Regions from separate parts of the Homo sapiens genome. Here region 2 is linked to region 1. The links are chromatin contacts, found by Hi-C or POLR2A ChIA-PET in ENCODE. All regions are on one chromosome and are shown on one strand. The core of a region is the stretch at or near the end of the contact, and the rest is flanking DNA. Distances in the headings are between cores, read along the strand shown.

Region 1 (6,985 bases), core at 1,376-3,875:
CTGCACTCCAGCCTGGGCAACAGAGTTAGACCCTGTCTCTAAAAAAACTTATTTTAAAAAGGATAGTCAGACAATGAAACAAAATAGAGAGCCTAGAAACAGATTCACTGGTAATAAAAGTTAATTAACAACAAAAATGTCATTGCAGATCAGTGGGGGAAAGATGGGTTAGAAGAAAATATACCAGAACATATTTATCACTTTGCAGCAGAGAATTTCTTAAATAAGAAACAAAAAAATAGCTTAATAAGGATTGATAAATTTAACTACATTAAAATTCCATACTTCTGTTCATTCAAACATCATTTACAATAAAGTAAATGAAAAGACCAGCCTCTAACTAGGAATAGATATTTCTCACACATATACTAATTGACAAAGATTTATATTTAGTATGGATTCACCCAGCAACTATTTACTGAGTACTTGTTCTCTGCCACACACTATTATAAGTGCTAGGGATACAGTAGTAATTAAAATACAAAACAAAAAAACTACAAAGATCTCTGCTTTCTTGAACTCACAAGAAATAGTTTAAAAGAGACCTAATCAATAAGTAAATTATGTAGTTTATTTAATTACAGTTCATTGTATACACTGTGTACATATGCAGGGATCCAGAAGGAGAAAGTTTGAAAGGCTAGGGATAAGATGTCTAGGAAAGAGGCAAATGGATAGACACATAGTAGTATCAGGTGTGTGATCTTTCGATTGCATGGTAACACCTATCAGAGAGCATTTACCAAGGAAGAGACACTAAACAATGAGATAGACAGAATGATGTGCATGACATGTCAGCCTCTGTCATCAGCCACTCCTGTGCTGGCACCATGGAACCATGAGCGTAATGGGGACTGTCAGTACATAACAGAAGTCAAACCTCAGAGCCAGGGTTCTGGGGGCAGGGCTCTAATTCCCACAAGGAGGAATGGTTTCTTACTAGAATGTGACTGAGGTATTATTCATTAACTTCGTGCTCATTCTAAATTTTTTTTTTTTTTTTGAGACAGAGTCTCATTCTATTGCCCAGGCTAGAGTGCGGTGACGTGATCTTGGCTCACTGCAACCTCCATCTCCTGGGTTCAAGTGATTCTTCTGCCTCAGCCTCCCGAGTAGCTGGGATTATAGGCATGCACCACCACGCCTGGCTATTTTTTTATATTTTTGGTAGAGACAGGGTTTCACCATGTTGGCCAGGCTGGTCTCGAACTCCTGACCTCAAGTGATCCACCCGCCTTGGCCTCCCAAAGTGCTGGGGCTCATTCTAAATTCTATCTTAGCTGTCATTATCTTCCATTTGAGACCATGCATTTTGCCAAAATAACTTTTAGATGATGCGGTTTAAGATGATTTTTTGGCAGTTTGCTTTTAGATGATGTTGTGGCAGCTCACATGAAGGAGTTTCCAAGAGTTAGGTCCTAATTAAAGAGGAAATGAATTTTTAGAATGTGGCCTGTTATCATATTTCCAGCACTATTACTGATAGTCGCTATATTGAAAAGGAAAGCCCCTGTTACATAATTGACAATGACCACATTTTAGTAAAATTTGAAATTTCCAGAAAATATAATTTCTAGTGTTTCTAAGACAAGAAAATTCTCCAGTAGATACAATGCATCTTTCTGATGAAATGACTCCCGTTCCCCTCCTTCCACCATTGCTGCAGGTTTCTATTAAAATAGACAGTCTATGTATGATAGAACTACAGGGCTATGACCTAGGAAGAGGAAGTGACTGCACAGAAATGACCTAAATAGAAATCGTGTCTGTGCTTAGATGAGGAAGTCTGTATATATCACTATTAAAAGTTTAAACAAATTTGTGAGAAGCAATGAAAGTCTCTATAGACTATGGATATAAAAATGGATGCACAAATAAATGGAGAGAGATGACACGCTTATTCATCATGCTGCCTAACAAGCCGTGAGACAGATGTGTAATTGGGGCAGAGAACAGTGTACATTCTTTATACTTTAGAATTCTCTTCTCCATTCTAATTTATGTAAGCTGGAAGTGAAGATAGAAGAGTCTGTTCTTGAGTTAAACTGCCGACCAAGACTGAAAATTTGTCCAGCAGAAGCTCTTCAACACAGAAAAATTATACTGTAATTTTCTTTTCTTTTTGTCTTTTTTTTTTTTTTTAAATAGGATCTCGCTGTGTCACCTAGGCTGAATGCAGTGGCACAATTATAGCTCACTGTAACCGCGAACTCTTGGGCTCAAGGGATTGATCATCCTGCCTCAGCTTCCCAAGTAGCTGAGACTAGAGGCATGCGACACTGTGCCTAATTTTTACTTTTTTTTTTTTTTTTTCTGTAGAAACGGGGTCTCACTATGTTTCCCAGGCTGATCTTAAAATCTTGGCCTCAAGGGATCCTCCCGCCTCAGCCTCCCAAAGTTCTGGGATTACAGGTGTGAGCCATCGTGCCCAACCCTGTAATTCTTAACAAAAGAACCAACTGAATTGATGTGAAAGTCTTAGTTTATAGTTACCTTATACATTTTTCTCCTTTAACCAAGACATTCGCATGGGAACTGCTTCTAGCCATGATGAAGTAAGAAAGGACTTAGCTTTTTATTGTGAGCAATTAGAGAACTGAACGAAGTACAGGAAGCAGCTGTTTTCAGACTGAACACGAGGCCTTGTAAGACTAATCTCTGTTAGAGGGGAAACAGATGGGATGAGCATGAGAAACACCTGGGCCTTCTGCTTGGAGGCAATGTATAAACTGCAAGTGCAAGAAGGGGAAACCCAGAGACCCCAGAGGCCTCGTGGAGGTAAGGAGAGGGGGCTCTGAGTTCAGAAGGCTAAGGCAGCTGGAAGTTGCAGAGTAGAATTCTGGAAAGGAGCGACCAGCACAGAAAAATAACTCCAGGAATCTGCATAAGGATTTGCTTAAGCCCTTTCTGTGTACAAGGTCGCACATGCCTATTCTGCAAAACATCACGCAAAATGCAGCAGTTACAAAGAAACAGGACAAGGTCTCTGCCTCTTAGGGGCTAAAATATAGTGAAGAATTTCACACTGGTAATAATTTCCTTTTTGCTCTGACATCTTAAAAATTCTATTTAGGCTGGGCATGGTGGCTCACACCTGTAATCCCAGCATTTTGGGAGGCCAAGGTAGGTGGATCACTTGAGGTTAGGAGTTTGAGACCAGCCTGGCCAACAATGGTGAAACCCCATCTCTACTAAAAATACAAAAATTAGGAGGGTGTGGTGGCACGTGCCTGTAGTCCCAGCTACTTGGGAGGCTGAGGCAGGAGAATTGCTTGGACCCAGGAGGCAGAGGTTGCAGTGAGCTGACATCATGCCACTGCACTCCAGCCTGGGCGACACAGCAAGACACTGTCTTAAAAAAAAAATTCTATTTAATTTCTAAAAACATTTTTTACTGTAACAAATGTTAGAATGTTATCAATTCTATATGTATTTTTTATGGAGAAGGTATTGTAAACATATAGCCAATCATTCATTCCTTTTAGTAGTTCAACAAATACTCACTGAGTGCACACAATATGCAAGAAATTGTGTAGATGCCGGGATTTTAAAAAGGATAGGATCTTGCCTCTTCCTCAGAGTTTATAATTTAGTTGAGGAGATATACTTAAGAGCTAATAACAATATTTAAGATTTATTGAATCCGTACATGCAAGTAATGTTCTAAGTATTTAGTACATAATAATTCATTTACTCCTCACAACAGCATTGTGAGATAGGTATTAATATCACAATTTTATAGACAAATAAATTGAAGCACACAGAGATTATGTAAATTTGCTTAATGATTTGCATTCTGTAAGTGGCAGAGCCAGGATCTGAAGCCTTGCAATCTGACTCTAAAACAGCTGCTATTAAATATTAGTGTATGGTGCTTTAAAAAATGAACTACTCTACTTGCAGATGTTTTGTGGTAAAAAAAATTTTAAAGAATTTTTTAATGAACTACTACTCATCAAGCATTTATTGGAGGCCCTACCCATGCAAAGCACTCTGCTAGACAGCAAGACTTAAATACGTGTAGAACAATCCCTCGCTTCAAGAAAACTATAGTCCGCATATGATTAACTTAAAATGATTATTATGGATTAATATTTGAAAACATCCATAATATATCACATGACTCCTGCAGGAAAAATATGCATTCTGAGTCTCAATTTACTTATGAATGAACTTTTGGAGTACCTTATTGCCAGGTGAGAACTGGCTCTATGATGTGTTGCAAATAATTATTTAGCATGCATTCTTTTATTTGTTAATACTTGAAACATGTTCTCACATTCTTTTCTGTAATACTTTTTTTTTTTTTTTCTTTTTGGGATGGAGTCTCACTGTCACCCAGGCTGGAGTGCAGTGGCGTGATCTTGGCTCACTGCAACCTCTGCCTCCCGGGCTCAACCAGTTCTCTGCCTCAGCCTCCCGAGTAGCTGGGATTACAGGTGCCCACCACCACACCTGGCCAATTTTTGTATTTTTAGTACAGGCAGGGTTTCACCATCTTGGCGAGAGTGGTCTTGAACTCCTGACCTCGTGATCCACCCGCCTCGGCCTCCCAAAGTGCTGGGATTATAGGCGTGAGCCACCATGCCTGGCCTTTTCTTATTTTAAAATGTTCACCAATCATGAAATAGAAGTCCTTTGGTGCTGTATGGTCACCCATTGTCTCAGTTTCCTAGGGCTGCTGTTATAAATTACCACAAACTTAGTGGCTTTTTTGTTTGATTTTGAGACCGGCTCTCACTCTGTTGCCCAGGCTGGAGTGCAGTGGCCAGATCATAGCTCACTACAGCCTTGGCTGCCCGGGCTCAGGTGATCCTCTCTCCGAAGTAGCTGGGACTACAGGCGTGCACCACCACACCTGGCTAATTTTTTTTTTTTCAATAGAGACGAGATTTCACCATGTTGGCCAGGCTGGTCTCAAACTCCTGAGCTCAAGCGATCCGCCCACCTTGGCCTTTCAAAGTGCTGGGATTACAGGCGTGAGCCACCACTCACAGCCTAAATTTGGTGGTTTAAACAGCAGAGTTTGTTCTCTCACAGTTCTGGAGGCCAGACACTTGAAATTAAGGTGCTGGCAGGGGCCATGCACCTTCAGAAAGCTCCTGCTTCTGGTGCCCCTGGCATTCCTTGTCTTATGGCAGCAGAATTCCAATCTCTGTCTCTGTCTTCACATGGCCACCTTCTCCTTTGCTGTCTCTTATAAGGATACTTGTCATTGGCTTTAAGGCTCACTGTAACCCAGGAGATGGACTCATCTCTAGATCCTTATCTTAATTACATTGGCAAAGACCCTTATTCCAAATAAGTCACATTCTGAGGGACCAAGGGTTAGTATGTGTGGAGCTCTGTGGTGTATCTTTTGGGGGCCACTATGCAATCTACTATACTCACCTTATTTATTCTTATTTTTTGTCATTTTGCTAATGTGAAGGGTGGCAGGTGTCTGAAAGGAACGGATGGTGAAGACATCAGGGAGGGACTTGCTAGTACCAGGGATGGGGCTGGAGAAGGAAATGGGAGACTGAATAGGGAAAGCAGGAAGTAGAAGACTCAGATTATAGAGTAGCCAAGGACTCTCCAATTTCAGGCTCAGATGTAGACACAAGATCAAGAGCAGAGTGGCCAAAAAAAGAGACAGAATTAAGAAAAAGCCAATGTCAAGGCAATGGGGAGGGTTTGAAGACAGTGCTCACGGATTCTGGTAATGAGCTGCATTTGCACTGTGATAAAAGTTTAAGGACATTTATAGGTAATGCACATAAAGCATATAACAAGCATAAATAACCTTGTTATATAAACCCACGACTTAAAATGGGGTCACGTTTAATAGTAACAACCCATATATTACTGGGTCTTGCCCCTGTCAGGTACTGTAACATCTCTATCCAAGTATGCACTCACCTCACCCCACAATTATTTCTGAGAGCTCCCATGAGTTGTCTTCCTGGACTCACAAACATGGCCTGTCAAGGCATTCGCCATTTCCTTCCTCTCCTGCTTCAACCCTTTCTGGTAAAATCCACTTTTGGGTCTCTGCTGCCCCCTAACTGGCACAAGGGGGCCTCACTACTGTCTCTGATGGCCCCAGTGAGCTCCTTTCTGCCAAGTTCCACCAGGCCTTGCTACCTGATTTTGCTGGGTACACCTGCTGCCAACACCACTTCAGTAGTAGAATCTCTTCCAGGAAACAACACCACAAAGGTGGTGGAATCCTCCAGCATCAAAATGGCACTGGTCCTCAAAATGCAATTCACTGAATTCCATGAAAATATGACAATACGGTTTTCCTTCCCTATAATATCACCTTTTTCCACTGGAGTTTATAGCAATGCTGCTTGTGTCTTAGTGGGCGGCAGACTTTCACTTATTGTCTTCACATCCCCATACACTGTCCCTACAATGTGATGCAGACATCCATTCTATATGCATACGAACACCAGTGAGAGCCCACAAAGACCTGAGCAGAAGGGCACATCCAACTGACCAACAAGCACTAAGCCGGAACAGCCCTAGGGCAATTGATGAATTTCTGGGTCAAGGGAAGAAAAGAAGAAATAGGAAGGGTAAAACACAGGAAGAGGTAATTACTATTCATCGTCTGTGCATCTAGGAGAAATTTTTGTAAGTTTTGGATGAGTTCCCTAGCACAGGGTCTGGCACATGGGTCATCCATAAGTATTTGTTAAATGATCAGTGAGATGGAGGAATCAATCCTGTGAAATCATGAGCTTGGGCCTCCTTCGGTAACAAAGTCCCCATGACCATCCTCATCATCTGAGAACTCTCCTTCCTGTACAACAGGACTCACTTTCATTTGCCCTTGATTGCCTAGCCCAGTCAGGAAACTGAGATTCTCCGAATCAGTGGCATATTCGCCTACAAGGCTATTTTTATTGAAATAGGAAATCAGACAAGGGAAAAGTCAGCGGGGAAACTGCCAGATATTCAAGCAGTTTAAGTTTTAAGACCCTTGGGCAAAACCAGT
Region 2 (6,985 bases), core at 1,163-3,662, 37 kb before region 1:
AGGATTATATGTGTGAGCCACTGCACCTGGCCATATGTTGTTATTGAGGTAATATTCTTTTGAAATGCAATAAAAATAAACCTCCTCAAACAATCTCTTGGTCATGAAGGCCCACGGGTGACAGGGATGTCTCCTCTGAGCCGACATGCCTCCTTGGGATCCTTTCCATGGCACTTATCACATGCCACCTTTTAAGAAACATTTTATCTCCACAAGTACACTGTAATCTCCTTAGAGAAAGTAAGTACTTTTTTATCCACCTCATTGCTCCTCATAGTGCTTCAGTGTTCCTTCATGGTGTTTAAAACAGAATTCTGCTGTTCAATGTGCATTTGCTGAATAAAGAACTATGGAGAATGAAAAAATAAAGTAGAAAAAGTAAAATAAAGTCATCATGATATTAGATGCTAATACAAACTATGTGCTTAGTTTCATATTTATTTTAGCATATATATTAGTTTGAACTTGAATTTTAAAAAATATTTTAAAAACTGAAGAATAGGGAACATTGACCAGTATCATCATCATATATTTCTCTTTCTCCCCCAACTTCCCTTTATATAATCTCAATGCAATGGTTTGTCTCGCAAAGGTTAGGGTAGAGATTTAGTTGGGATGTAGCCTGGCTGATGTAACAGACACCTAAGCAAGAGTGACTTAGTCAAGATGGAACTTTTTCTATTTTTTTTTTTTTGAGACGGAGTCTCGCTCTGTCGCCCAGGCTGGAGTGCAGTGGCGTGATCTCGGCTCACTGCAAGCTCTACCTCCTGGTTGACGCCATTCTCCTGCCTCAGCCTCCTGAGTAGCTGGGACTACAAGTGCCCGTCACCACGCCTGGCTAATTTTTTTGTATTTTTAGTAGAGACAGGGTTTCACCATGTTAGCTAGGATGATTTCAATCTCCTGACCTTGTGATCCACCCACCTCAGCCTCCCAAAGTGCTGGGATTACAGGCGTGAGCCACCACGCCCAGCCAGAGGTTTTTCTCTTATGTAACAGTATGGAGGTAGACAGGAGGAGATTCCTCATGGAATCTCTGCTCCATGAGGTCATCCAGGAGCCAGGCTCTTCCTCTGTTGTTGTACAGCCTTCTAGTCTAGACCATACTATCTCAGGTGGCTTGCCATTTGATCATGTTCTAAGCGGTGGCACAAAATAAGGAGCACACTGTCTCCCTTTAAGGACATTAAAAGTTACCCACATCACTTGTTATATATCATTGGCTGGTACTAGTCTTATGCCATTTGGCTGCGAGGAGGAGTGAAGAATGTAGCCTTTACTCTGGGCAGCACTGGGCCCAGGAAAAAACTGAGAAATACACCGTCAGAAGGGAACAATGAAAGCTGATGGTAAACCAGCACTCACTGGTCACCGAAACACTGTGGTGCTCTAATAGGATGCAACTCATAAAGACATATGTATAGCAGATGTTTCTAACAATGCCAGTTGTATATGTGAATATGGATAGTGTTATTTCAGTGAAAGAATGTGCTCACCACACTATGGTGTGTGAAATGCATTATGAGGACTGGGCACGGTGGCTCAGGCCTGTAATCTCAGCACCTGTAATCTCAGGCCTGTAATCTCGGTGAATTGCTTGAGCACAGGAGTTTGAGACCAGCCTGGGCAACATAATGAAACCCTCTCTCTACAAAAAATAAGAAAATTAGCCAGGTGTGGTGGCGTGCACCTATAGTCCCAGCTATTCGGGAGGATGAGGTGGGAGGATCACTCGGGCCCAGGGAGGTCAAGGCTGCAGTGAGCCCTGATGGTGTCACTGCACTCCAATCTGGGTGGCAGAGTGAGGCCCTGTCTTGAGGGAAAAAAAAAAAAAAAGAAATACATTATGTACAAAAGATGCCTCTAAGGCAAAAAAAAAAAAAAAAATGGTCATTGGAATTTCAACATGTCCCTGATAGAATTACTCAAAAGAGTCAATATTGGAGACCATTATTTATAATATCCATTATTTAGAATGAAAACTAGAAAGTGCTAATTGTTCTACCATGAATATGCATTTGAATAAATATAACAAAAAATTAACAAATCTATCAATGGCATACTACCAATAACTGTCTTCTAATCAAGTAGGAGTTTCTGGGTTACATATCAACTACATTACTTAAGATTATGAGTACTTCATGGGAGAAAAATTGCACTTTGGGAAAAATGATAACTGGGCACTATAAATAGCATGTTACAAACATGATGGCATGGAAATGAAATATACTTTTCACAACTCCAAGGAGTTATTACCTGGCCTGGGACACCTAATAACTTGACAGGCCCTGGCTATCTACTACCTGCTCAAAGGCATGTGTCCCTGTAGTTTGCATTCTGTACTCTAGTGGGCTCCCCAGGCTGGTGTGTGCTCCCGTGTCCCTTCCACCAATTCAGACATCAAATGATTTAAAGCAGAGATCACAAGGGGTGCCCATAGACCATCGAGCCTATAGATGTGCTTTATTTGGCTTGTAACACGTTATAAAACTTTTGGAATTGATTGCCAATATTTAGAAAACTGATGATTTCACAAACATTTGAAAACTTCTGATTTCTTTTTTAAAAAAATCAAAAGTTCGGGCTGGGCTCAGTGGCTCACGCCTGTAATCCCAGCACTTTGGGAGGCTGAGGCGGGCGGATCACGAGGTCAGGAGATCAAGACCATCCTAGCTAACACAGTGAAACCCCGTCTCTACTAAAAATACAAAAAATTAGTGGGGCGTGGTGGCAGGTGCATGTAGTCCCAGCTACTCAGAAGGCTGAGGCAGGAGAATGGCGTGAACCCAGGAAGCAGAGGTTGCAGTGAGCCGAGATCGCGCCACTGCACTCCAGCCTGGGCGACAGAGCAAGACTCCGTCTAAAAATAAGTAAATAAAAATAAATAAATAATTCAGGCAACACTGGGCCCACCTTCACAGAGCACAAAAATCACCTGTAAGTGAGCACTGGCTGTTCCTTTTCCATCTACTTTTTCTTTTGTTTGTTTGTTTGTGACAGGGTCTTGCTCTGTTGCCCAGGCTAGAGTACAGTGGCTTGATCACAGCTCACTACAGCCTTGATCTCCCAGTCTCAATCAATCCTCCCACCTCAGCCTCCTGGGTAGCTGGGATTGCAGGCGCATACCTCCATGCTTGGCTTTTTTTTTCTTTTTGTAGAGACAAGGTTTTGTACCATGTTGCCCAGGCTGGTCTCAAACTCCTGGACCGAAGCAATCCTTCCACCTCAGCCTCCCGAAGTGCTGGGATTACAGGCGTGAGCCACTGCACTCGGCCTCTACTTTTTGTTTACATCTTGTACTTAATGCTATTTATAAGCTGCTTGTGGTCATTTGAGTTCACTGCTCCTGCCCTGTGACTGACTCTCTCCAACCTTTTCCACCGAGCAAACAACCTTTCCCACACTAAAGCATCCAGTCACCTTTCCTTTATACTTGCTGACTGACTGCATTTCAACTAGGTTGTTACTTCAAGCAAAAACATGCATTTTTTACTTTATCTCTGGTAGTGAAATGAAAGGTTCATTCTCTGATTATAGGAATCTCAATTTGTTAGCCAGGAAGCAGGGGGAAACTGAGGATGAAGTGTGGAGGAAGAGAGGAATCCAGAAACGCATGCTCAACATGATTTACTGCTTTGCAGGTGACTTGGGATGAAGGAGTATGGAAATCAGAAGGGCCTTTACCTCCTTATGAAAGGAGAAGCAAGGATTGCCCTCAGTGTGGTTATAAGAAAGGCAACTTGGAAATTGCTTCAGACAGCAGTGTGTTTCCTTGTGTCATGGTTTCTTTCAGGCCTGCTTAAATACTGTAAAGTTGGGCCGGGCGCAGTGACTCGCGCCTGTAATCCCAGCACTTTGGGAGGCTGGGGTGGGTGGATCATGAGGTCAGGAGATCAAGACCATACTGGCTAACACAGTGAAACCCTGTCTCTACTAAAAATACAAAAAAAAAAAATTTAGCTGGGCATGGTGGTGGGTGCCTGTAGTCCCAGCTACTCAGGAGGCTGAGGCAGGAGAATGGCGTGAACCCGGGAGGCAGAGCTTGCAGTGAGCCAGGATTGCTTCCACTGCACTCCAGCCTGGGCAAAAGAGCTGGACTCTGTCTCCAAAAAAAAAAAAAAAAAAAAAAAAAAAAATACTGTAAAGTCATCTTCCTCTCAACCCTTTCCTTTTCTTTCCCTGGACAACATAGGACACCTCTTGCCAACCTTTCCTAGTATTTCAACCAACCCTCTGACTGCCCCAGATTATGTGATAAGCTTATATTTGCAGACATTACTTTAGTTTGCATTGTAGACCTGTTTTGCTGCAATCTTTGTTAAACTGATGGCCTAGACCAGAGGTTGTCCAATAATAGTATGTCCTGGCTGGGCACGGTGGCTCATGCCTGTAATCCCAGCACTTTGGGAGGCCGAGGCAGGAGGATCATGAGGTCAGGAGATCGAGATCATCCTGACTAACACGGTGAAACACCGTCTCTACTAAAAAATACAAGAAAATTAGCCAGGCATGGTGGCGGGTGCCTGTAGTCCCAGCTACTTGGGAGGCTGAGGCAGGAGAATGGCGTGAACCCGGGAGGCAGAGCTTGCAGTGAGCTGAGATCGCACCATTGCACTCCAGCCTGGGCGACAGAGCGAGCCTCTGTCTCAAAAAAAAAAAAATAGTATGTCCTCCGGAGCAAATCCAGCCCACCACCTATTTTCGTGTAGACAGTTCTATTGGAACACACTCCCATGTATTTGTTTACATGTTGTCTATGGCTGCTTCTACCAGAGCAGAGCTGGGTAGTCGCAAGAGAGATCATGTGACCTATGAAACCTAAGATACTTACTATCTGGCCCTTCACAGAAAAAGTTTGCTAACTCTGGTCTTGACTTGAAGACATTAATTTAGTTTGCACTGCAGAGTTTAAAATTCAGTAGTATTTATTCAATTGATGGCCTAGACTTCCTGTAAGACCCGATCTCTTGCTATGTCACCCAGGCAGGAGTCCAGTGGCACAATCATGGCTCATTGGAGCCTCAACCTCCTGGACTCAAGTCATCCTCTCGCCTCATTTTTTAAATTGTTTTTTTGTAGAGACGAGGTCTCACTATGTTGCCCAAGCTGGTTTCAAACTCAAGTGATCCTCGTGACTTGGCCTCCTAAAGTGTTGGGATTACAGGTGTGAGCCACCGTGCCTGGCCCTGATCTCTTTCTGTCTGGGCAGCTTCACTCACACCACTCACTCAAATGTGGTACAAGCTCCTACTATTCACCCAGCTGTTTCATGTTTCTCCGCCTGGGAAAAGGCTGTCATCTGGAAAACTCTTATTCCTCTTTTAACACCTAAGTTAAGAATCTCATCCTAACTGAAGTCTTTGGTGCCCACTGAGGCAAACTCATCACTCCTTTCTGTGCCGTTGTTGTAAGGCTGCACCATGTGATTAGAGCCCCAGCAAAGCAGAGGAAGCAAGAAACGGAACAAGAAGGTGCTTAAAAACTGGTGTTTGATATTTTAAAGACAACATCAAAGCAGTCACCATAGGAAAAATAAGTGCTTTATTAGGATTCCTTATGGCAACTTCATAGTTTAATAACTTTATTTTTAACTACATGACGGTCAAGGTTAGATATCATAATCCTTTCAGAGCTTAGGAACTCTAAAGATCTTAATCTATCCCTGTGTTGCCAAACCTAACATGTGGCTTTAATATTCATTTACACAAATTGCTAGGAGTCCCTATTGGGACTACAAGCTCTTTGAGCCAGTGACTGTATCTTTTGTCTCTAAAAAGTACATGATCTCATAGAGAGATACCCCTGAAATACCGGTTAAATGAAATAAAACAACTGAATACATTTCCTAGGTCTTTTATGATATTACCTTATGATATTCTTTTTTTTTTTTTTTTTTTGAGATGGAGTTTCACTCTTGTTGCCCAGGCTGGAGTGCAATGGCATGATCTCGGCTCACTGCAATCTCTGCCTCCCAGGTTCAAGCGATTCTCCTGCCTCAGCCTCCCTAGTAGCTGGGATTACAGGCATGTGCCACCACGCCCGGCTAATTTTGTATTTTTAGTAGAGACGGGGTTTCTCTATGTTGGTCAGGCTGGTCTCGAACTCCAGACCTCAGGTGATCTGCCCGCCTCGGCCTCCCCAAGTGCTGGGATTACAGGCATGAGCCACCATGCCCAGCCTCTTTTTTTTTTTTTTTTTGAGGTGGATCGGAGTCTCACTGTGTCACCCAGGCTGCAGTGCAGTGGCGTGATCTCGGCTCACTGCAACCTCCGCCTCCTGGGTTCAAGCGATTCTCCTGCCTCAGCCTCCTGAGTAGCTAGGACTACAGGCACCTGTCACCACGCCCGGCTAATTTCTTTTTTATATTTTTAGTAGAGACAGGGTTTCACTATGTTGGCCAGACTGATCTCGAACTCCTGACCTCGCGATCCGCCCACCTCGGCCTCCCAAAGTGCTGGGATTCCAGGCATCAGCCATTGCACCCAGGGTGATATTCTTATATATTATTACCTGACATTGGAGGAAATGTTTCATATTAGAAGTGTGACTGAATTGTTGCTTTTTTTTTTCCCATTTTTTTTTTTTGAGACAGGGTCTCACTCTATCGCTCAGGCTGGAGTACAGAGGTGTGATCACAGCTCACTGCAGCCTCAGCCTCCCAGGCTCAAGTAATCCTTCCATCTCAGCCTCCCAAGTAGCTGGAACCACAGGTGTGCATCATCACACTTGGTTAATTTTTTTTGTTGTTGGTAGAGATGAGGTCTCCCTATGTTGCCCAGGCTGGTCTCAAACTTTTGGACTCAAGTGATCCTCCTCAGCCTCCCAAAGTGCTGAGATTACAGGCATGAGCCACCGTGCCTGGCCAGTTTTCTTATTCTTTCAACAAGTATTTATTTAATATCTACTGTGGATCAGGCTCTATCGTAGGTGCTATATGTTAATGGAAGGAAATGGAATGTAAATAGACTCTTTATAGAAAGTAAGA

What was found. A loop is a pair of places that touch in the nucleus more often than their neighbours do. ChIA-PET counts read pairs that join two places held with the same protein, here RNA polymerase II (POLR2A). Pooled maps may share reads with other maps.
Region 2: a map of OCI-LY7 shows a loop between it and region 1 (5-fold over the local background). The contact joins two enhancer-like sites. A Hi-C loop is called at or near these places in 10 of 168 maps with a recorded cell type or tissue (B cell, Caco-2, GM12878 and 7 more), 27 of 37 single-sample maps with no recorded cell type and 12 of 50 pooled maps. POLR2A ChIA-PET finds 5 or more read pairs at or near these places in 8 of 52 experiments (A673, B cell, BJ and 5 more).

What each region holds. Positions count from the first base shown.
Region 1 is chr12:32,260,876-32,267,860 of GRCh38, reverse strand. All of the region lies in intron 2 of BICD1 (BICD cargo adaptor 1), which reads right to left. Among named protein-coding and RNA genes, the nearest start is that of FGD4, 140 kb to the left of the region's middle. RefSeq lists enhancers at 1,648-1,757, 2,672-2,721, 2,762-2,811. Within about 2 kb of position 2,625, at least 6 of the 41 ENCODE cell types and tissues checked have a DNase peak (open chromatin) inside an H3K27ac peak, as active enhancers do; they include B cell and OCI-LY7, where a contact is called at or near this core.
Region 2 is chr12:32,297,783-32,304,767 of GRCh38, reverse strand. The region is part of intron 3 of BICD1 (BICD cargo adaptor 1); the gene reads right to left. Among named protein-coding and RNA genes, the nearest start is that of FGD4, 98 kb to the left of the region's middle. RefSeq lists a silencer at 6,030-6,201. Within about 2 kb of position 2,412, at least 4 of the 41 ENCODE cell types and tissues checked have a DNase peak (open chromatin) inside an H3K27ac peak, as active enhancers do; they include B cell and OCI-LY7, where a contact is called at or near this core.